2 separate regions of the Mus musculus genome follow, and region 2 is linked to region 1. The links are chromatin loops, found by intact Hi-C in ENCODE. Cell type or tissue: left cerebral cortex. All regions are shown on one strand. Links, peaks and the distances in the headings refer to the core of each region. The heading gives the core; the rest is flanking DNA. Region 1 overlaps Atoh8 (atonal bHLH transcription factor 8). Region 2 has its middle 16 kb from the start of Gm30782.

What was found. Peaks named below come from ENCODE experiments on the same cell type or tissue, not always from the same donor. Only the 100,000 strongest peaks of a DNase experiment are listed, where the experiment ranks them.
Region 2: it touches region 1 in a loop (1.8-fold over the local background); 5 of 42 quality-filtered maps call a loop at or near these places.

The regions. Positions count from the first base shown.
Region 1 is chr6:72,209,086-72,224,085 of GRCm38, forward strand. Atoh8 (atonal bHLH transcription factor 8) reads right to left here. Exons shown (of 3, transcript NM_153778.3): 2 at 14,657-14,848. Among named protein-coding and RNA genes, the nearest start is that of Gm52906, 15 kb to the right of the region's middle. RefSeq lists an enhancer at 6,101-9,743. In left cerebral cortex, for the core only: a CTCF peak has its summit at 8,003; DNase peaks (open chromatin) are centred at 6,670, 7,716, 8,487 and 10,657; H3K4me3 peaks cover 423 bases; H3K27ac peaks cover 760 bases.
Region 2 is chr6:72,263,250-72,278,249 of GRCm38, forward strand. No RefSeq gene overlaps it. Among named protein-coding and RNA genes, the nearest start is that of Gm30782, 16 kb to the left of the region's middle. In left cerebral cortex, for the core only: no CTCF peak of the experiment used is centred there; DNase peaks (open chromatin) are centred at 7,883 and 9,008.

The DNA of each region.
Region 1 (15,000 bases), core at 3,181-11,180:
CAGGACATTCCTCCACTCTCAGGTAGAACTATGTAATTGTGTAACTGTGACTGCCCTTTAGATATGTTTCCCCCTGTGACCCTGAGCAACCTCAGCCTGCAGAAGCTGGGTCTCTCCTTCCTCCTGCGGTGGAACTGGGTTCTAAGGCTTAGAGGCAACCCACTGGGAATGCTGAGCCATCTCCTCGCCCTGGCTCGCCAGCAGAAGTCAGAGAGCAACTGTTGCTGAGCCGGGACTTACAGATTTGTTCTCAGTCCATGAGCTTCTGGCCTCCAAATTTCCCAGGGAACTGGAAACAAGCAAGAGTCAACCCATCTCCAGCCACTCTGTCCTACCCAACCTGGGCACCATGAAGCAGACAGAGAATTCAGGAGCAGGATGTGACACAGACGTGATAGGAGTCTGCCGTTCCCCCTGTGTCCTGGCTAGAAGGATCCTCAAAGCTCCTAAGGGCAGGCATCGAAGTCATAGCCTTTGTGAATCCGAGAGTCAGGCTGGGGAGAACCTATTCACTCAACCAGTTGTGGTGAGTTGCTGTCACATAGCAAGTTGGTTGGTGACAGACACTGAGTTGGAGGCCCTGTCCTGCTTCCTGTCTCATCTCATGGGAGATGAGACATCTCAACTCTGTTCAGTCCCCTGTATTCCCCAAGACTGTTCCCCAAAGAGAAAGCCGTCATCCTGGATTCTAGGCTAGTGTATGTAACCCGCAGGTCCCAGGCCCTGACTAAGACTATTGGATCCAGCAGGGCAAACCCTTCCTTTGCTAAAGACAACCATTCAGCCCAAACCTCTAGGCCAGAGGGTGGTTCAAAGAGGGGCTTTCCCAGCAGTAAGAATCGACAGTTGCTCAACAGTTGCTAAATGCTGGAAGCTGAGGGCAGGTGGCTGACAAAACCCCTCCCTGTGCTGATGTGTCAAAGGTAGAGCTAAATCGAAGGCAACCGGTTCATTGCTACCAGCTCTGGAGACCGATGGAAATATCCTACCCATGAACATGCAAACTCCAGCGGGGGACTGTGGCCTGTGCCTTTTCTGCCTCCACCCCTTACAGAACATGGAAGGTCTGTTCAGGTCCACTCTCTCAGCCCACCGGCTCCCACCTGGAAGAAGGATCTGTTGCTCCCAGCTCCCAAAAGCACTTAATTCCCAGTGTCCTCCATCTTTCTGGGTTACTGATAGTGGGGCGGCTCACCCACCCACACCTCTACCCCTCCCAAGGGGCACTGCCTGAGATGCCCTGATCTTCCCACAGCCTAGCAGGGAAGTGAGGGATTGAGGCTCAGTGCTGTCATTTTGAGAAAAGCGGCCATGTGCCAGGAACCTCACTTCATTCCGATGCTCACACTGACAAGGGACAAGCCTTGGGAAGTGTATGTCACTGCATCCATTCGGCAGACGAAGACACAGAAGCCTACAAGGTCCACCCTGTGCTGTGGACAGAGCCTGGCCACTGGCCGCTCTGACAAGCCAGTTTCCGACACTTGCCATCTTTGGGCCAATTAAGCAGCTAGTGACAGTGACGAACAGAAAGAGACTTATTAAAGGTGCAAAGAGGAATGAAAAAGAGGTTCCGCGGCCCCCAAAGGGCCCTGACATGAAGTTTGGGTTTAAATAGAGAGGGCTGGGGGTGAACATAACAGATCAGTCCTGTACAATCTGTGGTCCTGGTCATCATCGTTACCTCAGCTCCATTCTCTCTTGGAAAAGTGCTCTGACAAGCTGTCAGAGCTATGTGAAATCTCTTCCTGGGAGACAAGGCTCCAGCCTTTTCCTTCTCCTGGCTGGGAGCTCAAGAGGCTTGGCACACCCAAAGTTAGGACGAGAGCCTACCAGGAGCCCCCTGGGCCCGCAGAGGACAGCCACGCCATGCTGACGTCTCTTCTCTGGCTGCCGATCTGTTGCTCTCTCAGAGCTCTGCCTGTGTCTCCTGAGCCAACTCTTTCTTGGCTTCTTCCATGTTTGTCTCTCTGTGTCTGTCAGTCTATCTGTCTTTCTTGGTACGGTGCCCTGCAAGGGAAGGGCTGGTCCAGGCAAGGCTATGGGGCCTAGCAGCTGCGGCTTCCCAGTTGTCTTCAGTCCTGCAGCCCCCAGAGTTCTGGACTGTTCCCTGAGGCACCAGGCTGGAGAGAAGCAGAGCTGGGTGGACAGAGCCCAGACTAGCGGAAAAGCCCCAGTCCTCAGTCTCCCCAAGTGGGCCTGACCCCACAGACACTCCATATACGTATGTACACCCTAATCTCTTTCTTTCTCCCAGTGGGAGACAACTGGGGAAATTCCAATTTCGTGGGACTCAGTATTTTTACAGTCTGCCAGATAAAGGGAGGGTTACGGTGTCTCCTTGGAGACAGCCATCACTGTCAGATCAGTTACTTCTCTTGCCTCACATCATGGTTCTTGGGTACAGCAGATTCTAAGCCTGGCCTACAGACACTCATCTCTTCACTAGTGAGCAGGACGTCAGGTCCCTGAGCCATCTGCCTGAGATGGATTACTGTGACTCTGCATCTCTCAACACCTCCCCTCCATAATCCTTCTAGCCAAGTGTCAGCAGGGGCAAGGAGGCAACGCCACATAAACCAATCCATGCTGGCCAGAAGGCCTCTGCAAAGATCTCAGTCTGTACCCAAAGGATGCATGAGGGAGCCTGCTAGGCACAGAGCAGCACCAATGGGGCATGCATGTGTGCTTCTGCCAGTGTGTGTGTGTGTGTGTGTGTGTGCACCAGTGTGTGCGTGCCTGTGTGTGCATGTGTGTCTCTGTGTGTGTGTTGCAGTTGGGAAAAGCCATGATCCCCAAGCAGCCCAAATAATCAAATGATTTCAGCAAAAGCAGTTGGAGTTCCATGCACACACAGGGGGTTTGTTTGGGGCAGGGGAGGAGTTGCTTCCTTAATTATTTAGTTTTTGAGACAGGCTCTCTCACTAATAGTCTTTGGTAGCCTCAAACTTGCTATATAGCAGAGAATGACACTGAACTTTTGTTCCTCCTGCCTCTATCTCCCAATTGCAGGTATGAGTCCTTTTTCTGTGATGCTGGGCGTCAAACTCGGAGTTTCTGCATGTTAGACAAACACTACTAACCGAACTATCCCTAGCTCGAAAATGCAGTTTTAACAAGAGATACCCTTTTTCTTGTCTCTTCTAAATACACCCATGCCTTAGCTAGAATCTGGAGCCACTGTGGGATGTGGTTACAGGTAGGGTCATCTTCTCATTAGGGCTTTTTATTCCCTGACACTTTATCAATTACACCGTAAAAGGAGGTTCCAACTACACTAAGGAAAGGTTGAGAACGAGATGAGGGAAGTGACTCTTTCCTTCCTTTCATAGATATGTGTGTGTGTGTGTGTGTGTGTGTGTGTGTGTGTGTGTGTGTGTCAGAGAGCGGGGGAGGCGGAAGGACCTGCCCAGCAGGCAATATAATATAGAGGTTAACGGTGCCAAGCAGTGGCATCAGAAAGTCTGTGTTAGAATTCTGAGATCCATTCGACTACCTAAGCAAGTCAGCTGACTCTTCCTGGGCAACTCAAGGTCAAGGCCATGAGCATCACCCGTCCGCACAGGTCCCTGGGTCCCTGCCCCTTATGGGACTCTTTGCCCTAACACTAAATAGCCTCCACTTCTGGGCCGTCACCATTACCATTCTCCTTCCCTGACTCTGTGGCCCTGGTCACCTCTGCCCCTGCTCCCAGAGCTGGCCTTGATACAACAGGTTGTTTCTGTGTCGCTGCTTCGATCCCAGGCACCTGGGAGTCCAGGTCACAAGGTCAGCATCTACAACAAACTCCTGTCCAAGAGAGCCCTCCTCTGCACTGTTAGCTATCACTTTCGTGTCATTTAGCTCTGATCGCCAGGGTGGGGCCTCTGTTTGTTTTATTTACAGAAGTATTCCTAGAGCCAAACCCAGCAGAGCAGGGCACTTACTTAGGCTTAAATAAAGTGCAGGGCCCTTTTGGTCATCTTCATCATTCTCTGCATAGGGATCTAAAAAGACTGAAGTAAAAATTTTATGGGCTGGTCGTATAGCTCAGTTAGCAAGTGTTTGCCTAGCATGCACAAAGCCCCAGTCCCGTGCCCAGCATGGCAGAAACCGGCTGGGTTGGAACTGTCTGTAATCTCAGCACTAGGGAGATGAAGACAGGAGGTCATACTCCACCAAGTCTGGAGCAAGTTTGGAGTTACATGGTTCAAAATGTAAATACGTGTAAGTTAAAATTAACACGTGCAGGTGGAGGAAAGTACAAAGTGGTCCGCCCTTTTGCAAAGAATCCTTCTGGTACCAACCCATGTCCTTCCTGTTCAGGGTGTTAGGGACCAGGAGAGCATCAGAGCCTGTGGTGGGAGGGGGACTCCCAGAAGTGGCTGTCACCACCCCCAGGTGGGCTCTGAGTGCCTTGTTCCTTGTGATGGCACGCATGTGTCTCTGTCCTCCCTGCCATGGTGCAACCATTTCTAAGATTCCTGATGGATGGAGGGCTTGTAAAACCATCAGCGAACAGGCTTCTGTTGGTATATCCTGCAGGAAACCTCCATCTGATCCTGACAGATGTGCCATACACCTGGCATGGGGACACGGACACACACACACACACACACACACACAGAGAGAGAGAGAGAGAGAGAGAGAGAGAGAGAGAGAGAGAGAGAGCAAGCTATTAACAAAGAGAAAGTTGGACTTGAGATTTCTTCCTCTATCAGAGTCAAGTTCTTGGGAAACACCCCAGGCTAGTCTGACACTTGGCTTCTGGTCACTTTTCAGATGGAGCAGCCATGCCCTCCAGGGCCCCTTCTGACTTGCATTTCAGAAAACCTTTTCACAGCTGTTGTGCCCTCCGGGCCCCCTGGTCTCTGGGCAGCTGTATCTGTATTTTGGGAGGAAGGTGCTGCCTGCTGAAGGCAAGTACCAGAGCTCAGGGCATACACAAAAAGCTGTGCTGAAATACAGGTTCCTAGCCCCGGAACGAACACTGCTAGGTGGTCCAGAGAGAGGGGTGTATCTAGGGTGGCGGTAACCTGGTGTAGCACCCTGCGTAAGTCCTGCCCGGCCCTACCCTGCGGAGGCCACGGGGAAGACTGTGTTATCTTGAGCCTGTAAGCAATAGAAATCTCAAAGGGTGGTGGGACTTTTAAAAAATAATGTGAGAGGATTTGGCAGACTGTAAGCAACTATCCCCTGTAATGAGCCAAGAGGTCACTGTGTTCAAGGGACCTGAATGTCACCAGTGGAAAATGGGGCTGTGGCACCAGCTTTGTAAGGACATAAGTAAGATTAAAGAAGCCAGGGAAACAGTTTTCTGCCACTGTGCCCAGGGCTATAACACTGGTTGGCTCCACGAAGAAGAAAAACACCCTGTCACAACTGGAGTCAAGTCTCCTGGGCTAGGCTATGTGGGGACTGCTCGGCTGCCCTCCCAGTAGACAAGCTCAGATGCTTTTCTCAGGTTCAATGGGAACAAGTCCTCAGAGAAGGAGGGATCTATCTAGGACAGACTGCACTAATGAAAAGAAGCCGTCATCCTGGTCTTGTTGAGAATGAAGTGCCTTGAAACTATGGCAGCCACTGTGTAGTCATGGGGAGCAAAGAAAAAGAAACATGGATCCCCAGAGCAGGAACAGGCTGCTCTCCAGGACCCATGAAGAAACTGGAGGAGAGATTGGGGCGGGGGGGTGGGGGCTTCATGGAGAAACTGGGCCTTCCTCAATGGGTCAAAGTAAGGCAGAGCGAGATCAAATGGCTAGGAACACAGTTATAATAAACAAGCAAACATGTGCACGAAGCAGGAGCTCCTGGCCAGGCGCTCTGTGAACACTGAGATACAAGGGACAAGATACCCAGGTGGCTGCGTCTGGGTCAACAGGGGTCAGGGTACAGACAGTAGGGTGTTCTGTTGAGTCTGACCTATGCCTATGGAGAATATGTGGGGGCTGTGGACTGAACCCTGGCCCTCTGGAAGATGAGCCAGTGCTCTTAACTTCTGAAACCACTCTCCAGCCAAGCCTGAGACTCTTGAACAAGATCTCATGGTCCCCAAAGCACCACTGAGACCCCGACTCCCCCCGCCACCAGAAGCCACACAGGGAGGGCCCAAGGGCTGGCGCCAAGCCTCTCTGGACATGAGATTAATGACCCTGAAATTATGATAAAATAAACGTTTGGTCCTGCCCTGTCTGCCCAAGTGTAGGTGGGTGGAAAACAGTGGAAAAGACAGGAAGAAAGGGGTGAGGGATTTGAAGAAAGCACAGAAGAAACGGGACCCAAATGGGAGGCTTGGGAAAAGCAAGCCACTGGCAGTCACTTCATACTGCTAAGTGAGGGGCCTGCTGGCTCTGGGGTCTGAAGGGACAGCAGGAAGGGAGCTAATGACAGAGAAATGCAGGGACCTGAGGAAGGAAAACCCTGTCCCCTGTCCCCTGCCCCAAACCCATCACAGCACTAATACCAGAAGCACACCCTGGCCATCCACTCCGGGGCAGTCTTGACCCCATTCCCTGTCTCAAGGGGTACCAGGAAGACAGGAATCCCTGCTTCTCTCTCTTTTCATCCCAGCTGCTAGTCCTGCCCCAGGATCCCACAGCCCAGGACAGGCCACCTGGTGACTGTTCCCAGAAGGTGCCCAGATTCTGAGCAGACATGTCCCAGAAGCCTTTGGCGACAGTGGCGGCAGCCGGTTCTTTAAAAAGGCCTCACGTCATGCCTCAGTCAGCTGTGGGGGCCCAGGCACTGGGGTGTTTACGGCTACCACTGTTCTCCCAAAAGCTCCTCTGTGCCGCCCCTCTGATGAGCCAATGGATGTGTCTCTGTCTCTTCCCTCCTCTGTCTTCTGCAGGTCTCACCCCAGCCCCTGCAGACACAGTGCTTGCTTCTTCTGGAAGCTGGGGTCAGTCAGGGTAACAGTGGGATGACTTTGCAGCTCAATGCTACTATTTGGTTAGAACTCCAACCATGACAAGTTACCAGGCCACACTTTTGAAGATGACCTCAGCAATTACAGGTCAGGACCTGGCCACACTGATCCAGACACACATCCAGACACACGCACACGTACACAAGGACAAACATCAGAGTATCTTCCTCACTTACCTCTGGACAATATTTCCTTTCTTTTTGAGACAGGGTTTCTCCCTGAACCTTGTCATTTCATTGTCACATGCTGCCACACTCAGTTTTTTATGAGTCTACTGGGGTGGGAACGCTGGTCCTCACCTTTTCATAGCAAGCCCTTTACCCATTGAACCATCTCCTTAGCTACTGTCCTCCCATTAGACTCCCTGACCCTCTTGCTTGCCTGTCTCTTCCAGCCCAGAGGAAAACAGTCCACTATTCCCCGGATTAACAGCTTTGAGCTTTAAAAAAAAAGTTGTCAATATCCTAAGAACTAATTAGGTGGCCTTCAGGTACTCCAAAGAAGTAAGAAATGACACCTGGTGTCAGAAGAGGAAGAAACAACACTGAAAGCAAACAAGGGGGTGGCGGGGGGGGGGGGGTGGATAAAAACCAGAGATAAAAAGTCAAGAGCAAACAGCGGCGCCTGAGAAACACGAACTGCAGCCGCCAAGTTTTACGGCATCCAGCCCTGTTATTCATAAGCGAGTTTCCTCTCTCACAAAGAACCTTTTGCACGGTTTTCGCTGTTGCCTCCAAACCAGCTGCTCGCGCTGTTGTATCCTGAGTGATGATGAGGTTCTGAAAGGGCTTTCTGGGAACAGATGGCCAGGGGAGAGCTGGGGAATGTGCCAGCGGAGGGCTGGGCGAGCTGCCAAGGCCTGCGGTGACTGAGTTCTTGGGCTTCCAGCTCGCGTGCTTTCCCTGCCCTCTGCCCTCCGTGGCGCCAGCAGGCCTTCCCAGCGAGCGCTCGGAACATCTGGAGTCTGGGGTTGCCAGGAGGGGGGGCGGGCGGCCTGGGGGGGGGGACCCGCTGTTCCTGCGGAGCTCCCATAGACTTGCAGGCAGGCAGGCCTCTCCCAGCAGCTAATCAAAACCACAGCACCGAATGGGAACCAGGCGGCGCTCCCAGCTGCAGCCGGAGGCCGCCAGGCGACTTAACCCGGTGTCAGGCCTCACTGGCGGCGCAGCCCTGGGGGTACTCGAAGCTGATGACACCCCCTCCCCCGCCCCGAATCCAGGCCCACCCCACTCCTTGCCACCACCAGCGGGCTATTGGCTCCCTGCAGCTAAATGGAACCTCCACGTGCTGCAGATGCCTATTTACATAAGGGTTCCAAGTGGGTATAGCACAGGACATAGCCATAGCGTGCTGGCTGGGGGGTGGGGGTGGGGGGGCACTCCTGGGCAATCTTCAGGGGAAAAGAGGTTGTGGGTTTTCAACCAAAGAAAGGGAAACCTAGTTCCTAGCCCTAAGGCACATGGCTTTCTCTTGGCCTCAGTTTCCCTTCTGTGCAATGGGGGCCAGGGGGCACTGCTTCCGACTCCAGGAGTATTACTGACAAGGAGTAGAGATGGTAGATACAGTGCTTGGTGCACAGTATACCTCACCATATGGATGGTGTCTGTTGATGGCGGTCTGTTTATTGGCATTCTTTTGAGCCAAATGTTGCCTAGATTTCTTGATATAGATCCACGTCTTTTGAAATCGGGGATTTATGGACTGGCTGCTTGCTGGCCTCACTTTAAAGGGCAGGATCAGCGCTTCAGATTCAAGTGCTAGAGATTCGAGAATCCCTAACCTGAAAGATCCCCATCTGTCCACCCTGGGTACCTTCCCTGTCTTGAGATGTTCCTTCCCAGGACTAAATATGAACTTGTCATTTTGTGGCTGTACATTCAGAGATTCCCTTTCTGAGAAAAGGGCAACCCCTTCTGACACAGGGTTTTGTTTAATCTCCTCAGCAAGGCAGAAAGGAAGGTATGATGTTCCTGCTTTATGGGGGGAGAGTCCTGGGGACCAAAGAGGTTAAGTAACAAATCCAGGGTCACCAAGAAGAAGTACGAATGCCAGGATTTAACACCTTGTCCCGTCCCAACATCCTGTTTTGTTTACTTCACAATTAAGCATGCCAGAGAAGGCAACACCCATGAGAGGTGTAGAGCTCTCGGGGGGGGGGGGGTGTTTCACCCCAACTCTACACAGCCACCCTTCTGAACCATCCACATCCTAAGCACAGTGAGTTCTTGCAACAGAGATGGGTCTCATGTCTGAGCATGCAGGGCAGTTGCTTTTTTTTTCTCGCTCAAGGCTCTGAGTCTCTCTCTCTCTATTCACACCCAGCACTACAGGGTGAAAGGCAGAGTTCTGATCCACAGAGCTGGGGTAGCAGCACCCCAGCCTCTACCCGACCTCAGACCACCCAAGTAACATCACAGGCCACTGCAAGGAAAGCCGGCCAGAGCTCACCTGGGAGGCTTCCCAGCTAATGATCCCTCCAAGCCAGGCCTTGCCAGACTTGTGGCCTAACGGTGTCAAATGTGAGAGAAGAAACAGCAGCTGAGAGGAGGCTCCATGTTGGAACAGCTGGCGACAAACATCTATGTAATTGGAATGCCAGAAAAAATAAATTGCATCCATTTTTATGACTGGAAGGGAATTGGGTGGTACTTTCCCACCCACCTCCCCCACCCCCTTTCCCCAGCATAGATGGACTCAACAGACTTTGAGAGCAAATGGCATTTAACTCAATGACTTAGCCTAGAGGATCTGGACTTGAGAGCTCGCTGGCCTGCCTGAGTTCCATGTGGGTAGTAATCAGTGCCTTACAGAGGGGGACAGCCAGGCACAGCAGTAGTGACCACTCATGTGGCAGGCTGGGGTAGATTAAGCTAGGCCAGTGCCCCCAGTGGGTCTCAGGCCCACGCGGAGCTGGGAGAGCTGGACCCAGGCTAGGAGAGCTTCTTGAGACTTTGTCACACACCTGCCACACACCTTCAGGCTCTGTGAACAGCCCACAAAGCCCATGGTCCAGAGCTCAGCCACCTAGACACAAAGCAGTCCTGGACGAGCAAAGCTCACACTAACTCTTCTCTCTTCCCCACTGACAACCCCCCCCCCCAAATCATCTGCCCTTGGTCTGTTCCCAGAATTGATATTACACGGCTCTATTACTGAGACGACGGTCTTTCAGAGGACAGAGTCTGGTGCCCCACCTGCTATCTCTTTAAAGAGCTTCCCTCTTCTCCCAGATGGCAGTAAACAGCAGAAGGATTAAAGCTTTGCCTGCTTAAGAGGTCACAGACGCCAGGGCACCCACACTCAAGAGACACCTCTCCATTTCCTTAGCCCTACAGGCCACACAGGCAGGCTGGCACCCTGAGTTCCTCAATGGAGTGAGGGCTACTTACCCTACTATCCCACCCCACCCCTCTGCTGTGAGCAACTAAGGCAGGGCCTCAATGGCCATTCATTACCAAGACTCCAAAAACTCTATCGAGGACAGCAGGAGACAATGTTACTGAGTTACTTGTAATCTCTGGAAGAAAATGTTCTAGACTAAGGATACAGGCTCTCCTATTCCCATAGGAGTAGGAAGCCGTACAGAGACCAGTTATGAAGGGACAGGTCTGTCCCCCTTCTTGTTCTCCACCTTCCTCCTTCTGAGAGGCCCCAGAAGCTGCCACCATAGAGACAGAAGCTACAGGAGTGTGGCGCAGGGCCAGGTGCTTAGCTGCTCTGTCTCCAGCACAGCAGACTTGGGACAGTTACTCCGCAGAGCCTTTCCTCCCCCAGTCCTCTCTCTCTGCTGAGCCTCTGACAAGGCTCTCAGCACTGCTAAGGCTTATTTATGCATTGGGTGGGAACTCGAAGCTAGGACAGGAAGAGTGGCTGATGAAGGGCTGTGATGGATAGAGACTAAGGCCTGGGGAGTGAGCAAAACTCGGTGCTGATTCTGGTCTTAATACAGACAGTGGCAGGGTGGCTCACGGGGTGGGTGGGTCAGGAGCCCTGGACTCAGGCTCTCAAACCGATATCCTGAAGAAGGGTCACCCAGCCCCCGTGTTGGGGACATGTTTGCTCATAGAGCCATCTCCCAGGTCAAACTGTCACCAGTCACGTTGGCCAGGACCTCCAGCATCTCAGGCAGAGCTGGCATCTGCTCACAGACACAGCAGTCTCCATCCACGGCCCCTCAGCCTTACTCAGCCTCTTGCTGTCCTTCCTGGTGGTCTCACATCTTAACTGCTCTTTCCACTTAAGGCTTTGGGAGGCCGGGGGGGGGGGGCTCACTCTGTAGCCAGGGTTGGCCTGAAATTCTTGGCAATCCTCCTGCCTCAGCTCCCAGAGTGCTGAGCTGGGATTACAGGTATGAGCCATCTTGCTAGACACCACGTGAGCCTTTAAGCATGAGCTGAGTCAGGCGGCCCGTGAGACCACTCAGAGGGTAGAGGCACTTGCTACCAACCCTGATGAACTGAGTTTAGTCCCTGGACTTTATGTGGGAGTAAAGGAAGAACCAGCAAGTTGTCCTCTGATGACCTCCACGCGCATAGCACAGTCCCTCCCCGCCTCTGTGAATTAATTTTCTCAATGCAAATGAATGGTAATGGGATTTCAACATGTGCCCTCAATTACATGTATTGGAAACTCAACTCCAAATCTCATGTGCCAATAATATGGAGGCAGGGACTTATGGGAGTTAATTATATGTCATGAGGTCATCAAGGTGGATACCTCGGGACAGTACTGGCTTTGTAAGTGGGAGAGAAACTTGATCTAGCATGCTTGCTATCTGACTGTGCGATCCCCTTGACCAGGCAAGATAGATGAAGCAAGAAAGTCCATATCAGAAACCAACACTGGACTGACTATTGCACTACCCAGCTCCAGAACCAAGAGCTAAAGAAACTTCTATTCTTCAGAGACTACCCAGCCTCCAGTATAGGGACAGAGGCAGAGGGGTAACTATGAAGCTATCCCCAAGGGACATGAAAGGGCAAACAAACAGCCATGACTTGGCCTTGGGAGGAAGGGGCTGGGAGGTGAGTGTAGCCTGAGATGGTCAGCTCTTTTTCCATGGAGGAACAGCAAGGGTCCCTCGTGTTTCTGAGCTGCCCATAAGCCAAGTGGAGGGCATACTTTCCTGATGTCACTCAGTACTTGGCAAATAGGGCCATGACTCTATCCCAGGGCCTTCTGGGGGCTGATGCTAATAACAAGCCCAGGGCATGGAGGACTACTCCAGTCCCAGAAAGGGCAAAGCAAACACCTGCATGCAAAGTTCCAGATCTCACCCCTGTACTCTAAGGCCTGACAGGGCTCTGAGCAAATCGTCCCAATCCTCCCACCTGCTGAACAGACTCGACTATATCCATCCCTGACTTCCCGGTGTCCTCTGATGGCTGAGAAGAACAAGAATTCTTCCTTAAATGTTGTCTTTTAATTCTCATTATCCTTGGCTTCCAAATCCTCCAACCACAATGGCCTGTTGCCACTAGGTGGCAGGGACAGTGTGGCAAACTATTTTGTGTCTATACCCCCATGTCTGTCACAAAGAGGGTCCTGTACAGGGAGTAGGTATACAGAGAAAGACTTTAAGATCCCTTCCATCCCATGTTTAAGGACTCCTGCAGTGGTCACACGCTCTAGAGAGGTGTCGTATATACCCGCTGAAGCAGGAAGTGTTCTTTGGAGCCTGCCAATGTCCCAGGCTGTGACAATGTCCCTGGAGCTGAAGCACAGCCTCTGTCCCCTTTTGCCACATGAGGCTTTTCAAAGAGGCAGTTCTGCACATAAGAAGGGGGAAGTCGGGCCTGGGAAGCACACCCTGGAGGCCACGAGAACCAAGGAGACCAGTGAGGGTCATTACTTTAAGTGGATAGGGCATATCTAAAGATGCACTTCCTGTTCAGACCTTTGCATCCCTTGCGCTCCCCATCCCCCACCCCAACCCCTACCTCAGAGCAAAGGGAAGGCCCCCTTCAACCAGTCACCAAGCAGGCAGGTCCGCCCTCCTTTTGGCGACCCGTGAACACAACATTTTATCTTTCAGGTGGCCCTAAGTGGGTGCCCCACTAGTTGCAGCTGTCAAGGAAGCTGGACAAGTCAGGAAATGGGTCTCAACTGCTAGGTGACAGGCAGGGCTGTCAGATAACTCCATTCCCTCATTTACGCCACAGGGAGGTCTCTATGGTTTCTTAGCCTTGAGGTGATTTCCCAGGGCTCCAAATGCTTGGCTCTGCGGGGCATCCTCACTGCTGGTCTTTCCTCCCTGGTTCTCTGGCTGGGGCTGGAGTGTCCTGTCTACTCCAGTCAAAGGGCCAGCGGAGGGAGGGGCCTGGTGCTGCCTCAGAATAGACAGCGGAGGAGCGAGGGGCATAAAGAGGTGAGGAGGGGAGACAGGAAGGGAAGGAGCCTGCCCAGGCTGCCTAGCTGCACCACTAAGGGACACACACCAACAGCTGAATGCCAGGGGAGTTCACCAAGAGTTTACCAACCTCCTTTGTCACAGAGCACGCGGCGTGGAGCCATCAATCTCGCCTTCATTTACCCATGTCACTCTCCCAAAGAAAGCAGGAAAGCTGGCCCCGGAGTGGCCGGTGGCGCTTCCTCTCTCACCCACTTGATGAGGGCCTCTCCTAATTGGCCCTGCTAAATCACTCCCAGGAATGCACTGTGCAATTAGGGCTGGTAGCACCCCCTGAGGAGGGCCTCCCTGGCTGGGGCCTCAGTGGCCTCGGGGAAATCAGGGCAAGCTATAGGTTCCCTGGGGGAGGGGCAGGCCAAAAGGATGGAAGCAGGGAAGGATTGGATGAAGGGCACCAGAGTTCCCAGGACCTCTTGAGCATCTCAGACAGACTGCATCCCACTGTCTTTCTCCATGCACTTCAGGGGAACAGATCCAGAGAGCTACAGCCACTCTGCTAAGTACTAGACCCTGATTGGGTATTTGGAAGCACCAAGCGTATAGGAAACTATGGTTGTGCCCAACCCTTTTTCTCCTCCACAAATTTCCTTAAATGTATCAGGCTTAATGCAGGCTGTCTGCTCCACCCACCTCCAGTGATGTCCCCGCTCCATCCGCCTGGCAGCCTCTTAGCTGTCCCACTGGTCCCAGCCCAAATGCCACTTCCAACAAGATGTTCTGCCCAGCTCCCCTGGGCAGGAGAATTACTGTGAATCTTCCATCTGGCCTTTCCACACCCCAGGAGAGGCCACACTATCCCTTCCGCTTGGTCGTACAGGATAGCTTTCTGACCACCCTATCAATACTGCGTGGCAAGTTCATACCCCTGCCCAACTTTCTCAGGGAATCTCTCCCTACTGAATAAATGAATAGATATCATCCTTTGCCCTCATGCACAGCTTCATAAGACTCCCCAGACAAAACCACATTCCCCAAACCCACAGATAGCCTCTCCTGGGCTACCACCTATTTGGGGACATCTCATCCTGACAGAACATCTGTCAGGGCCACACGGATCATTTAAGCCTCACATCACATAGGAACAGGAAGGGCTTCAAAGATGGACCATTTCCTCATTTAAGGAAAAAGCAAACCCAAACCTGGAAACTCCAGGATATCGAAGGTCACCCGGCAGCTTTATGCTCACGATCCCACCCATGACCCCTGGGATGTGAGGATTCCTGGGTCTGAGGTGTCTACCGGAACATTCCAAGAGGCTGGTCTCTCTGGCCTCTTGGGCATATCTCCCTCCCCGTGTCCCCGACCCCCCCTAAGGTTGCTGCCCCAGTGCGGGTGAGTACCTTCCGTTTCTTGGCTCGCCCTTCTGCCTGCAGGGTGCGGGTGCAGCGCTGCACACACTCGGAGAAGCTGAGGTTGCTGTGGTCGGCACTGTAGTCCAGGTCAGCCAGCCGTGCCAGGGACAAGATGTAGTTACAGGCAATCCTCAGGATGGCCAGTTTGGAGAGCTTCTGCCCATAGGAGTAGCACGGCACCTGAGAATGCAGGGAGAGGGCATGAGAACAGCTGCAGGGGCCTCTGTGTGGAACATCACCCCTCCACTCCCACCTCGGCTGGCAGGGCAGCCTATCTAGTGTGTGTCTGGGCACACCTGACTTTACGACCTCTAAGCAAGCACCTGAGGTTT
Region 2 (15,000 bases), core at 4,596-12,595, 56 kb after region 1:
CAAGGGTTGTTTGATGGGTTTCTTTCCTGTTTTCTCTAAACATACATCTAGTTTGTTTTGTTTGAAGGTGAATATGATATGTGTGTGTACATGTCTGTCTGTGTATGCCTGTACATGTGTGCCCGCATGTGTGTGTGTGTGTGTGTGTGTGTGTGTGTGTGTGTGTGTGTGTGTGTAGGCCGTAGGTTGATGTTAGATGTCTCCCTCAATCATTCTCCACATTTTTTTTTCTTGAGACAGAGTCTCTCACAGAATCTGGAGTTCAATTGTGAAAGATCAGCTGGCTTCCAAGCTCCAGGAATCCTCCTGTCTCTGCCTTCCCAGTTTTGGAATTACAGTTATGTGCCATTATGCCTGGCTCTAAATGCACATATTTAATATATTAATATAAAGTGTATTTAATTAACATATTTAAGCATATAATTTAATACATATTTAACCATGTGTGTGTATACTAGGAATCAAACTTAGATCCTCACACCTAGAAGGCAAGCAGTTTGCCAATAGAGTCTCTTTAGCCCTTTTTTGTTTGTTTTTGTTTGTTTTGTTTTTGATACAGGGTCTCTAGTTGAGTTCCTATCCTACCTCCACCCCTCCCCCACGTGCTGAGTTACAGGCATGCATCACCATGCCTGGCTTTATACCTAGTTATTTTAAGCACTGAGGTCACACTGTGTCTCTTTAGGCTACCTACCAAAACCATTCTATTGCATGTAACATCGGTTGTCCTTTGAGTTTCACTCTCTCGGCATTTCTAAATATTGCTGTGATTCAAATCCTTGTATTTATTGATTCTTATTATTTTGTCAGTTAGTGCATTAGCCAGCGTTCCCCAGAGAGGCTGAGAACACAGTTGTCATTCTGTCCTTGAAGCTGGGTGTCTCCATGGTTCCTGGGCTTCACACTGTGTTGGAAGCCTGGGAATACTGGTTTTGGAATCACTGACAGAGACAGCAGCAGCCTGGATGGGGAAATCAACTTGGCAGCAAGAGGGAAGCCGGGAACCAAAAGATAAAAACACTACTACTCCTTCTCCTTCTCCTTCTCCTTCTCCTTCTCCTTCTCCTTCTCCTTCTCCTTCTCCTTCTCCTTCTCCTTCTCCTTCTCCTTCTCCTTCTCCTTCTCCTTCTCCTTCTCCTTCTCCTCCTCCTCCTCCTCCTCCTTTTCCCTCTTCTTATCTGGCTGCTTCCAGAAGATGGGGCCCACACTTGGGGGTGGTCACCCAGCATCAATTAAGGCAATCAAAACAATCCCTCCAAGGCTTCCTGCTCAAGTGATTCTAAATTATAACAGTTTAAACATTTAAAACCAGCAATCCCAGCTAGCATACAAAGCAATGAGTTCCGTGGTGACATTTTCATATACACATGTTGAACTTGACTCACATCTGCCCTTTCAGTCCCCGCCCATGGGCCCCACTCCCATTGGTTTCTGTCTTTCTTCCATATAGCATCCTTTCTGTTGACTTGTGGAGGGGTGGGGGGTGCAGGGAATTGCAACACACACCTGTAACCCCAGCACTCAGAATACAGAAGTGGGAGGATCACAGTTTTCAGACAGTTTGAGCTACACTGTGAGACCTGGCCTCAGAAAAACAAAATGATGGACTAGGGAGATGGCTCAGTGGGTAAAAGATCTTGCTGTGTAAGCATGAAGACCTAAGTTCAAATCCTCAACACCCACACAAAAACAACTGGGCATGACCATGTGGGTCTGCATCTCCACTGTGGTAGAGGACAGAGGCAGGAGGATTGCTGTGTAGACAATGGTTTATGTGTAATGTAGAGGTGTACTACGTTTTGCTGGCTGCTGTTTTAGCTCCAGGTTCAGTGAAAGACTGCATCTTGCAGGAATAAGGCAGAGAGTAACAGAACATGGCATCCTCTAGTTTCTACACAGTAATGTACATGCAGTGGTACACATATGTGCACATGCATGTATAATACACAGAGACCTAAATTTTTAAGCTAAACAATAATAATGTTGATAATAGGAACAATGAAAACAGGAAAGGAGGAGGAGGAGGAGGAGGAGAAGGAGGAGGAGGAATGAAAACAGACAGAATCCAGGAAGGCCAACACCCAAGTCAATCATTTTTCATTCTAGGATATAAGGGGGGGAGGAAGAAACCAATAAAAACAGTTAAAAATGGGATTCAGAAATTGAAGTCTGTGCATTTTTAGATGAAAAGGCTTCCGTGCACCCAGAAAAAGTGAGTAAAACACACGTAACTCAGGTGCAGTGCCGTGAGATTTCAGGACCCTGGAAGATGGGGATGATTTGATTCAACACACTCCAGAGGGAAGAGAACACGTGACATAGACTCCCTGCAGATCAGTGTCTGGCTGCCCAGCAGCCACTCTGAGCAAGGAGACAATGAAGCCACTTTGCAAGAAAGATTATCTCCAGTCTAGACCATATGCCCAGCCAACTGCCAATAAAATAGAATTAAAGGGCATTTTCAGATAAGCAAGTTCCCCCAACATTGACCTAGTGGCCACCCTTTTTCTAGAAGCTACTGGGGGGGTGTGCTCTACCAAAGCAAGAAACAAAGCCTAGAAAGAGAGCCAGGAAACAGGAAGGATAGGGCGGCCCAGCCGCAGAACCCAGGATGACGATGAAGGCACAGCCCAGGGAAGCCGCCAGGCACTTACCATAGCTATATTCGTGATGTCCACTGTCTCAGCTAGCCACTCTACCCAGATATAGAAGAGACAGGTCCCAGGGAATGTAGCCCAGCACTACCCCCTCCCGCAACAGATCTTACTACATACCCAAGCCAGCCTAGAGTCTGCTGTGTAGACCAGGCTGGTTTCTATCTGGTGTGGAGGTAAGGCTTGTGCTCCATCCCCAGTCTTCTAGTTTGGTATGTAGTTGAATGGTCTCATCACTGTGCTGGTGAAGTCCCTGCAGTGCCCTCTGGGAGAGCGGACTTGGTAAGAACTCCGTTCACCCCTGATGAAGCATCCCGCTCCCACCAGAGCTAGAGGTGAGCTGTAGTAAGCACCCGCCTTCTAATTAAGACCTGCTGCAAATTCACTGTGGCCCAATGACAGTGCAGCCAATGATGTTGCAAGGCTTGCTGGTGACACTTCCTAAGGACTTCTGTGAGGAAGATCTTAAACCCCCCGAAACTCCTGCTTCCGCCTCCTAAGTCCTAGCATGCACCTGGCTCAATAACAGTTTGCTTTCTAAAAATTTCCCACACTTTCCCACCAAAATATATTTGCCTTGTTGCTTAATACTCTGGATAATCCTCAGTGGTCACACTGACTGCAGCAAGCTTTCCAGCATCACTTCCAGCATCACTTCCAGCATCACTTCCACGGCCAGCGTGAGGACAGCTGTGCTGCCTGTCACTCACAGGTCAAACGAGTGAGGTGGGCAGAGTGTGAAGATGTGCATAAGCACCTGGCTTTGAATCTAACCCATATAAAAAGATGGACAAGATGGAACACGCTTGTAATCCCAGGGCTAGGGGATAGAGACAAGCACATTTCTGGAGCTCACTGGCCAGCCAGGGAGCAGCTAGCAAGCCCCAGGTCTGGGTGAGAGACCCTGTCAGAGCGGAGTTCCTCAAGGACTCACACAAGAGGCATCAGGCCTCCACATTCACACACGCTTGTGTGCTTGCACAAAGTGGTTGACGCCGAGGGAAAGGTCTTTGATACTGGTCCTTTACTTACCATTGGCTCTGGTGTATGTTCATTCCTCCTCATCAAAGAAGATCTGCTCCATCCTTCTGCATAGATGGACTGACAGACATCAAACAGAAGTGGCAAAGAAGCCAACCCAGCACTTCAGAAAATCCCTGCCTGTTTGTCTGATTTAAGGGTTTCTGGCTTGGATGGGTTTTTGTTTTGCTAATCCTGGTGGAGGAAAAGAAAAAAGAAAAACTAGAAGCAGAGGGAGGTGGGGAGAATGAGCGAGTGTGAGAGCAAGGGGGCAGAAGAAGGGGAGAAGCAGGCAGGAAGAGGAAGAGGAGAAATGGAGGATGAGAAGGAAAAGAAACGAGGATGACGGAGAAGGGGAAGACGGGGAAACCATCTGAATGATCCACATTTCAGTTCTATGGCTCTTAGCTGCCCCATAGTACAGAAAGCCTGCAGTCTGCAGGACAGAAGGCAAGAGCCCCAGGATGTGGGACCTACAGCACCCAAGGCTACTTCTCGTGCCTCCTGGGTTTTGTTGTTAGCATGCTGACAGCCAGAGGGAGCATCAGCAAGACTTGTGTGTATGCATGTGTTCATGTGTGCATGCGAGTGAGTGTGAGTTGTGCAGAAATGATTAACTAGGCACTGCGAACAGAGAGGAAGGGTAGTTACATCATTTAAAACAAACAAACAAACAAACAAAAAAACAAAAAAAAAACCTGACCTGAAGAGGCTCTTGAAGGCAGGTACCATGACAGTAAGGGAGGTGACAATTTTTGTAATGATTCAAAGAATCTAAGATTTATGCCTGTGTCTGCTTTGCCATCCCCAACGTGGCTTCTGCTCTTCTTCGAGTCTCTGAAACCCCTGGTCAGTTCTTGGTCCTACCAAACCCTTAAGAAGATGCACTATAGCAGCCTTTGGTCCAGTATGGGAGACAAGTTTCAACAAAAAGGCACCATTGGAAATCTCAGAGCTACTCAAGGGACAGAATGCAGCAGTTCATCATAGCCCCCTCAGCTATTCACTGAGAACTTATAATGACACAGTTTCATTAGACATGTACCTACGATTCATCTTCAAAGCATCCCAGTAGGGTTATGTCACGCTAGACAACTCCCCATGGACCCTCAGCTCACAACACCCCTTCTCAGGCTCATCCTCCAACACGGAGGGGATGCTTAAGGTTTATGGGTTGAAGACAACAGAAGCAACTCTAGCTGGAGGAGAAGTGGTTCTATTATGACCTACTAAAAGGCCGGATTGTAGGTCAGTGATAGGACACTTTGTACTATGCATGAAGAAGCCCTGAGTTCAATCCTCAGTCTGGCAGGAAATATTAGAAAGCTCTAGGAAAACAGGCGTTAGGTGGGCTTCCAGAAAATGGCTAGGAGCCCACTGCTGAACCAGCCTACCATGAAACTGGTTCCCATGGCAACTCCGGAAACCAGTGCCCCTGGTGTTCTCGTGTTAGCTAAGTCACTGCCCCAGCTGACACTCTGCATCACACACAGTGGGCTCAAAATCCTGAACATGAACCAGGAGATGCAGGTGTCTAGATTCTGTTTAAGGGAGATCATACTCACAGAGTAAAAACACTGGGGATCTCTCCACAGGTTTAGCCGGCCACAAGTGAAGCCTCCCCAAGTAAGATGGGTTCTCAGTGCTACTGTCTCTACTGACATCTGGCACAGGCTAAGATCATCAGGTTCCCTCTAAGAATAGGGAAGGGCTAGGCAGATGGCGCAGTCAGAGAGTACTGCCGCTCAAGCATGAGGACCCGAGTGAGCCACAATCATCTAAAAGCCAGGCGTGGATGCCTGTGTCTGGGACCCTGCCCTGAGGAATAGGGGTAGAGATGGGCAGACCCTGGGACCATTGACCAGAAAGCTTAGCTGAATCAGGGAGCTAAGTGTCAGGGAGAGGTCCTGTTTCAAAAAAGGTGGAGAGTGGCAAAGTAAGACATCAGATGTCAACTTATGACCTATATACCTGACCCGCATCTGCATACAGCCACAGGACATCTATCACACACACATAGACACACACACACACAGAGAGAGAGAGAGACAGACAGACAGAGACACAGAGACACAAAAAGAAAGAGAGACACAGAAAGAGAGACAGAGACAGACAGAGACACAGAGAGACAGAGACAGAGGAGTACCAGTGCTGGGAATGTAGGTGAGTTGGTGGAGGGCTCGCTTAGCATGCATGAAGGTCTCGGCTTGCTCTCCAGCATAACAGATCTGGGGACAGTGGTGAATGACAGTTATCCCCACACTTTGGAGGTGGTGGCAGAATTAGGAGTTCAAGATCCTTCTTAGCTACATAGTAAGTTCAAGACCAGCCGGAGATACATGAAACTCTAACTCAAAGGAAAAAAAGAGTGTCCAGAGATGTAAACTGAATTTGGCTAATCTAAAGCAAGGAATGCCCTCCAGGTTCTGTCTGGGGCAGGGAAGATGCAGGCTTCGCTGCCAGGCCTCATCCAGGTCCAGGAAGCTTTAAAAACTGATGTTAATTTGACAAACAACTTCGTGCTTGTTAACCTCAATCATTAAAAATAAGGTCTGGCCAGATGTGACGGTGCATAGCTGTAGCCCCAGCAGTGAGGATGTGGAGGTGGGAAGATCGAAAATTCAAATTGAACCTCAGATAAATATCAGGTTCAAGTCTTCTCCTATGTGAGGCCCTGTCTCAAAAGAAAAAACTTTATACTGTGTAAGTCTTTTTTATTTCATTTTTCTGCTAATTTAATTGTTAAAAGCTACGTGGGTCATCTTAGGTCCACTAGTGAAAGTTCATTATGGAATTAAACAAATTAAAGTGACTGAAAAAGAGAGACACTGGGACTAAGATATTTGTCTGCAGCATCAGGCACTTCTCCAGCACAGGCCCTGCATGGAGAAGACTTGGTTTAACTGCATCAAACCTCTCTCAAAACAAAGGCATGAAAGCCATCCTCCAGCCGGGCGTGGTGGTGCGTGCCTGTAATCCCAGCACTTGGGAGGCAGAGGCAGGCAGATTTCTGAGTTCGAGGCCAGCCTGGTCTACAGAGTGAGTTCCAGGACAGCCAGGGCAATACAGAGAAACCCTGCCTCAAACAACAACAACAACATCAAAGAAAGCCATCCTCCAGAAAACAAAAGAACTAACTAACTAACTAACCAGCCTGATTCCTGTATTGTGACCCGAGCACTGAGGATCATTTCTGTGAAGTTAATCCCAGCACTCAGGAGGTAGCCTGATCTGCAAAGTGAGTCCAAGACACCCAGGGCTACACAGAGAAATCCTGTCTTGGAGGGGAGGAGAGAGAGAAAGAAAATGAGAGAGGGGAGGGGGAGGGGAGGGGAGGGGAGGGGAGGGGAGGGGAACAGGGAGAGGGAAAGGGACAGAGAACCACATCTGCTGGCCTCTAAAGGTCTCCAGAGGGAACCCATAATTCTCATAAAGACTGCGTGAATTTGGCAGATAGAACATCTCCCTGCACAACAGGTGCCACAACACCCTGGACCTAGGACCGTCCTCAGGGCTCCAGCCAGGGTGGAACGGTGCCCAGCTCACCATGCTCCAGGCTCTCTGCCTAATCATCTAGTTTTATTGCATTCTCAAAAGCCCCAGAACACGACATTTGGAATTTTAAGGACTGAGTGCCGTAGGCACAGAGGATGCACCAAGGTGCATAGAAGTTTGGTCTCAGTATTGGTCATCCTGGACCTGTCTTTCCAGGCCCTTCCTGGGGCTGAGTAACCTTCTCTGCCTCAGAAACCATGGGCCACCCGAGGCCCTTCCGATGAACCACTTGCTCCTTTAAGCTAGCTAGAGACAGCTCTGATTTTTGACACTAATGAGTCTATAGTGAAAGGTGCCATCATCCCCTCTGCAGATATGAAGATCAATCGTCATGGATGTTAAACAGTTTGCCCTTGACCTCCATACTAGTCACTAACTGAAACCCAGTTCCCAACCACTCGGCCCACTTCCTTATCTCTCCCCTTCCATAGCACTGGTTGAAGTTTTAGCATCCCAGCCTTGAGGCTTCCAATACTTTTTAGTGTGGGTGAGGGATGGGGTAATAGGAATCTTAAATATCGGTGGTGGAAATGCAAACTGATAAGAACGTTGGGGGGAGAGTATTCTCCGGGGAAGCAAAACTCACAGGACATATGCTCACACACAAGTGTGTTTCAGGACTGCGCTCACACAACTGCACTGGGTGAGAAGCCAGACCATCTGCTCCCTGCAAGCAAGCGAACCCAGGAAGCAGTGACATCATACAGTCCCTGGCTGAGTCCCAAGGACCAGAGGCACCTACGGTGAATGGCCAGACTCAACCCAAGGGCCTGAGAACCATCTATGTCCAAAGTCCTAACCACTGCCTGTAGCTGATAACACCCAAATTCGTTTCCAGCCTAGACCTCTTCATTGAACTTTAGATTTGCAAAAGCCAGTAGCCAGACTGGAGCCTGCCCTGGCCCAAACCCTTTATCCCAATTCCCACCTTACTACAATGGGCGTGAACCCATTTCACACCACGGGGGCCATCTGACACCTGCTCCTGAACCTGGAAGTCACTCAGACTCTCCCCGCCAGTGGGTCTCGTTCAGCATGGTCTTTTGCCCCTCCTTTGAAGTTAGATGTGCCTGTGTGGTTCTATCTTCACATCTGATGGTGAATCCCACGGCTTTCTCCCTCCCGCCCTACAGATTATGGGAGCTGGGTTCAAGAGGAAGACTTGCCCTTGGAGCCCCTACGTGGCTAAGATGATCAGAACCCCTCTGCTGACCCATGAAAGCAAATGAGTATTTAGTAAGTCATTAAAATCAGAGGTTGTTTGTTACCGAAGCACAACCTGCTCGCCCTGTCTAAAGTGCCCTCTTGGCTCAGTCAGCCAGTCTCCTGAACACCATTCTGGATGGGCTTCTATCGTTCTGACCACGCAGGGTGGCAGGTAGCCTTTGGGGAACGTGGATCAAATCCACATAGTTCCCTAAGACCCCACAGCACTTCCTGTGGTACATGGAAGAAAATCCAAACTCGGGTTGGAGTGGGGGAGTTAGTCAACAAAGTGCCAAGCGCAAGCACCGAGTTGGGTTCCCAAAGCCCGCAGAGCGAGGCATGGCAGCCAGCACCTGTTATCCCAGAAGATCCCTGCAGATCTCACGGGCCGGCAAATCTAGCCTATTGACAAGTGTCAGGGCAGTGGGGAACACTGTCTCAAAAAAGATGGCAGTGATTGAGTAAATAACACACAAGGTTGTCCTCTGTCCTCCACCTTCTGCCTAAAATACTTTCCCACACAGTCATCACCTTCCGTCTCCTCACCAGCTTCAGTGATCCAGCTCAGGGAGGGCGCCCACGCACCCTACCACCGCTCCTTGTTCGGCTCAGCTCCTAGGTTCTCATCACACTCTTTTCATGTTTACTTAGTCACTGAGTTGCAAGCTGTACAGAGGCCATGTCAGCCCTTGGTAAATATTTTTTGAGTGGAACAAAGACTGAAAGCAAAGGCAAGTTTCAAAACACAGTGTGTGAAGCAACTGTGGCTCAAGAGCTAGCAAAATATCCTTGACCAATTCTGATGACTGTGGCCCAGCCGCCTCTCAAGTTCCTCACATTCACCAGAAGCCATAGTGCCCCTAGCAGGCTGCGGGTTCTCTAGGAGGCTCAGCTTGGAATCTGTTCCCCACTGGAGCCTGACAGTATACTGGTGTGAGGCCTGCCTGGCACAGGTGCTGACAACCAGGCAGCCCGGAGGGGGTGGGGCAGGCAAAAGCTGCTGCCGTCGTGGTCTGTTGACAGCTCTCTAAAACAGTGCAAGGTAAAGGTTTCCAGTGCCCACAGATGGAGAAATGTGTAGAGAGCACATTCTAGAAAGTTCTCCCCACTGCACTATTGGTATCACCAACCCTAGCCTGGGATGCCTGGTTTCCAGTCTCCTCTGCACCCCCCTCCATCCTCACAGCTCACACAGATGCCATCCTTCAGTCCTCCCCATTCCCGACACTTCTGGGGGCATATAGGACATGGGCATGTTGTCCCCATTCTCAGAGACAAAGAGACTGTGGCCCAGGGAGGCTAGGAGTCTCTCCTGGGAGCACATGGGGAGTTTACAGGTGAACTTAAACAAAGTTAGAGACCCAAAGAAGAAAGGTTTGGTCTCTTCTTCCATCAGAATCCACACACAAGGGAAATGGTTAGGAGTCGAACAACCACTAATCTAATCCTCATTACCTAATCTCTGTCACCTGCTCTTGGGAGGCCGGGGAGAAGGACTCCGTGCTTCGTGGTTTGTGACCTTGGATTTAGAAGCACAGTAATTTAGCCTGGTAAGTGGCCTGCCTCAGCTGAGATCCCATGGAGCCAGCTCTTGTTTGGTCAGTCTTGTCTACCCATCTTCCTGCCCCTCCCCCACCACCACCCTGATTACGGGGCATGCCCAGTTCACTTACCAGACCTCACAGCCGACCCCACCCACCACACCCATCCCAGACAGCACTCCATCCTCATGCAATGAAGGCTTGAGGACCCAGGAACCCAAACTAACCTTCCTTGGTCTTGCGTTCTGAGCAGAGCTCCCAGCTCCCCTCAGTTGCCTGAGGCAGCCACCAGACAGGCCTGCTCAGGGGAGAAGGCTTCTGCCAACAGAGCAGGTCAGAGAGGACACTTAGAAGGGCTCCTTCTGGGGCTGCAGAAATGACCCTGTGGTTAAAGTGCTTGCCTGGAAAGTGTGAGAACTGGAGTTGAATCCCCAGGGCCTATGCGGTGATGGTGACGGCTCACCTGTAGTTCCAGCCACTGTAGGCAAAGCAAGCTGGCTGTTGAGATTAACCATGCCTTCAAGCTCTGCGTTTGATTGAAAGACCCTGCCTCAGTGAGTAAGGTAGAGAAGTGAAGGATGACTCCCAAAGTGCCCCCCCACGCACACACCAAGAAGGGAAGGGGAGAAGGGCTCCTACTAATTTGATTACAGCACGTGGGAAGAGTATACAGGTTAGGAGAGGGGGAGGACTCAGTTGACCAAATATTTGCCTAGCACACACAAATACATCCACACCACGTAAATGGGGCATGGTGGCACACATTTGTAACCCCAGCACTCCCCACCCCTATACACACAAAAATAAAAGTTTTAAAAAATTAGAGTTCACTTAAGACCAGCCTGGGCTACACAGCGACATCTTGCTTCAAGGCATAAACCAGTAGATCAGGATATCTGGTCTCGATAACCCAAGGCAAACGGTATTGACAGCTCCTCTGGGTGACACCAATGTGCCGCCACGTTGAGGGCATACCTCTCTCATTTAGATTTTTTCCAACAAAGAACTTGTACTGCCTGCAACTGATGGCCTATTGGCCCCGCATAAGCACCTGTGGTGTCTTACGTGGAGAGTGACCTTCTTTTGGTTAGTTATGTCTCGGCCCTAATTTCTCACTGTGTTGCCTAAGGGGGTTTTCATGACCAGGTCAGGACTTTTTTTTTTTTTTTCATAGAATTCTTTCCCTAGCTCAGGATTTCTCATCTTGGTATTGTTTCTGTGGGGAAATCAATCCAGTTTTTATCTTTTCCACTTACACCACCTTTTCCTAGAATATAACCTGCTATGAATTCGAACAATACCTGCTTTCTTTCTTTGCCTTGCTTATGAATGTGCAAGTGTGGGTGTGAGAAAAGCCAGAGTTCCCTGGGACAGGGCAGGGCCCCAGGCTTGGAACAGCTTGGGAAGGGGGTGGGGGTGGGCTGGGGTCAGTGCCCAATGTGGGGAGCTGGGCTATTCTGACCCTCAGCGGAGGGTGCCTCGCCCTTCATCAGCACCACCAGAGTAAGCTGTGCTCTGGGTGTGTGAGTACTGCTTCCATTTTTTTACCTCCTGAATGCCTTGCTGAGGTAGAATCCAGCTGACCTCCTGGGGCCTGCTGGCTTTGCAGACAGAAATGTAACTGCTGTGGGTGAGCTGGTGCTCCTACAGAAGGCCTGGGCTTGGTTCCTTGCACCCACATCGGGTAGCTTACAACTGCCTGTAACCCCAGTTCTAGTGAATCTTGGTGCCCTTTTATGGCCTCCAAAGGGATTTGCACCCACATGGGGTCCATGCAGACAACCAGGCACCCACCAGACATGTAAAGTACATATTTAAAAAGAAAGAAAAGGAAAGGAGGTGACTACAGACTCCTCTGTGCCCCAAGACTGTCAGGTGTCAGCTCTCAGAATCCAAGGCCCCGCATCCACTTCTGCTGGCAACCTCCAAATACCTCTAATAGGTCTGTAATGGAGGGGTGGGGTGGGGTGTGTGTGAAAGGCTGATGTCTATCCCCAGATCAACATTGTGTGTGGGATAACCAGGGCGTTTATGTGCCATCGCTGAGAGTTTGGTGTCAATGGCTTAGAGAACCAAAATGTTGCTCTTCAATGCCCCGCTTCAAGGCCAGGAGGATGGCTCAGTGCTTAAAACACTTGCCATATATGTCTGAGGGCCAGAGTTTGGGTACTCAGTGCCAATTCTGAGTGTCTGTAGCAACCTGCCTATAATTCTAGCCTCCAAAGGCAGGTTGGGGACCCCCAGACAAGATGGCGGGTAAGACAAATTATATCTTCAAAGCCCTGGGTCTGACTGGAAACCCCACCTCATTGATTAGGTAGGTATCTTAGTCAGGGTTCTCATAGCTGTGAGAAGACACATGACCAAAAGCAACTTGGGGAGGAAAGGGTTTATTTCAGCTTCTGCGTCCTAATTATCATTCATCAGGGCTAGAACCTAAGGCAGGAACTGACGCAGAGACCACAGAGGACGGCTGCTTCCTGGCTTGCTCCTCGTGGCTCATTCAGCCTGCTTTCCTATTGGGCCCAGGACCATGGGCCCAGGGTTGGCACCATCTCCAGTGAGCTGAGCCTCCCCACATCAATCATCAGTCAAGAAAATGCCCCACAGACTTGCCCACAGGCCAGTGTGGAGAGGACATTTTATCAACTGAGGTTCCCTCTTCACAAATGGCTTCAGTTGACATAAAACTAGCTAGGCCAGTGGAAGATGGGACCCAGCATCAGACTCCACCCTACACACGTACGGGCACACATACATACATACATACATACATACATAGAGAGAGAGAGAGAAGTAAAATCTTTAAAATGGCCTCCTAAAGGAGTTAGACATTTTTCTATATTAATTGTTGGCAAATAGATTGTAGAGTGTCTTCATTGGAATTCTATTTATTTGCTTGTCTTATGTTGTTGTTGTTATTGTTGTTTTGAGGCAGCATCTCATGTAGCACAAACTCAAACTTGGTATGTAGCCAAATCCTGATCCTCTTGCCCCAACTTCCCAAGTGCTGGGATTACACACAAATTCCAGTACACTTTTATGTAGGAGTGTTTTGTCTGCGTACATATTTATGCATCACATGCATGCAGTGCCCAAGGCGGCCAGAAGAGGGTATCAGATCTGAAATTGGAGTCTTGGGTGTTCATGAGCTGCCGGTTAGGGGCTGAGAATCAAACCTGGGCCCTCTGCAAGAGCAGCGGGTGCTCTTAACCCCTGAGCCACCTCTCAAGCCAGGAGTTTGGATCATTTGAAAAAGCTTTGGATGTGGGCATGCTCTGTCCGGAGACGGTAACTCCAGTCCTCCCCTGCTCTCTCTCCCTGAGGTGGTTTCCTTGCCCACTCTCAACCCTTAGTTCCCATTTTGCCTCTTTGGGCTGTAAAAACTGCTTCGGCCACCGAGGAGCTAGAAGGGTTACCCTTGTTCCTGTGGGCTTGCGTCAGCTGGCCAAGCCTGTGGCTCTCGGGGCCAGTCACATTTATTCCCTAGAATCGAGGACTGAGAGGGAGGATCTCTGTGTAGCTGGGAGCACGTTCTGTTTCCAGAAGGCCTTGAAAAGCTTAATGCAGCCTTGTGAAGAGGCAGCATTGGGGTCATGGATGGGGGTGATCAAAATGGACAACTTTATTTCCAAGGAATATCTTCGCCTGCTGGGAGCTGGGTTCAAAACCTTACTCTCTGGTTCCATGCATCTCTCTCCAAGTCCTTCTACCCCCAGACTCCCCGGGTGGTCACCTGCCCTCAACCAACCTCGATGCTCACTGCCCTCCTACCCACCTTCCTGGCTGGAAACGTAATCCAGGCCCTTGTTGTTCCACCAGGACCCTTTCTGCCCTCCTCCTCGGGCCCCCACTGAAGCTCAGAGCAGCCGAAGGGGAAAGAGCTGGCCTCCTCCGCACAACTTCCCAAGAACACGGAGTCCTCCACCCCCATCTCCGGTTCCCACCTCAGCACACCGCCCCCTCCGCGCTCAGTCCAGAAGTGCGTTAGGACACGTTTGAGTGGACCACTCATGAGAACCATGTAAACAGTGGTTTCCTCACATTCCTGTCGCCTTTGTTTCTTAAGACTGAAGAGTCTAAACTGGAGAGGTCTCCCTCTCCCTCCCCATTCCTTGGCTCTTGCTTTGACCTTGGGGTTAGGGATGTGGCTGGCCTGGGTTGCTGGACTTACACATGGCTGGTTGACTCATGGTCTCCACTTGCCTCTATGCTGGTCTAGGAGTAAGAATTGTCTACGTGACAAGACAGGGCCCAGGCTACAACAGCAAAGTTGCACCCAGGGTAAGTTCTATGCCTGACCATTGTGCTGCCCTGACTCCGCACAGCCGCAGCCACAGCCACAGATGGCCTGCAGGACAAGCCTTCCAGCTCTGCCCACAACTGTCCCAGCCAAGGGACCTGGCTTCTCTTCTAGGATGTGGTGTGGGTCTCAGGGGACGGATAGAACAATGCCAGGCCCCTTATCAGCAGCTAATCCCGGCCTGGCCGGCTCTGGGACTTCCCTTCTCAGAAACACCGGCGCTTATTTTAACACATGGCTAGTTCATGTCTGACTCAGCCCTAATTGCAGACAGTGAAAAGACAATTTCTCCCTAGAGCCACAGCCAAGAGCAAACACCTTCAAGTCCTCCAGAAATGGGCCTGGCTTCCTTCTGCCTCTGTCAGAGGGCTCCTGGTGCCACAAAATGGAGGAGCCAGCCAGAAGCAGAAAGCCCAGAAAGAACTCCTCAGCTTCCATCTCTTTCAGGGTTCAGATCACCAAAGTCCCGAGAAAGCAGGCTCCAGTTTAGAGTCACTCAGCCAGGATGGGATTCCTGGGCCGGTCCCTGGTGCCTATCCTATGTACTTCTAAGTACTAAGGGTGTGTGTGTGTGTGTGTGTGTGTGTGTGTGTGTGTGTGTGTGTGTGTGTGTGTGTGTAAGAACTCTCAGACATTGTCCTTGAGGTTTGTCTCTGTTCATGTTTCTATTCTATACTTTCTTAGGACTTGTTTCCTCTCAGGGATCAAGTGGGGTACATCA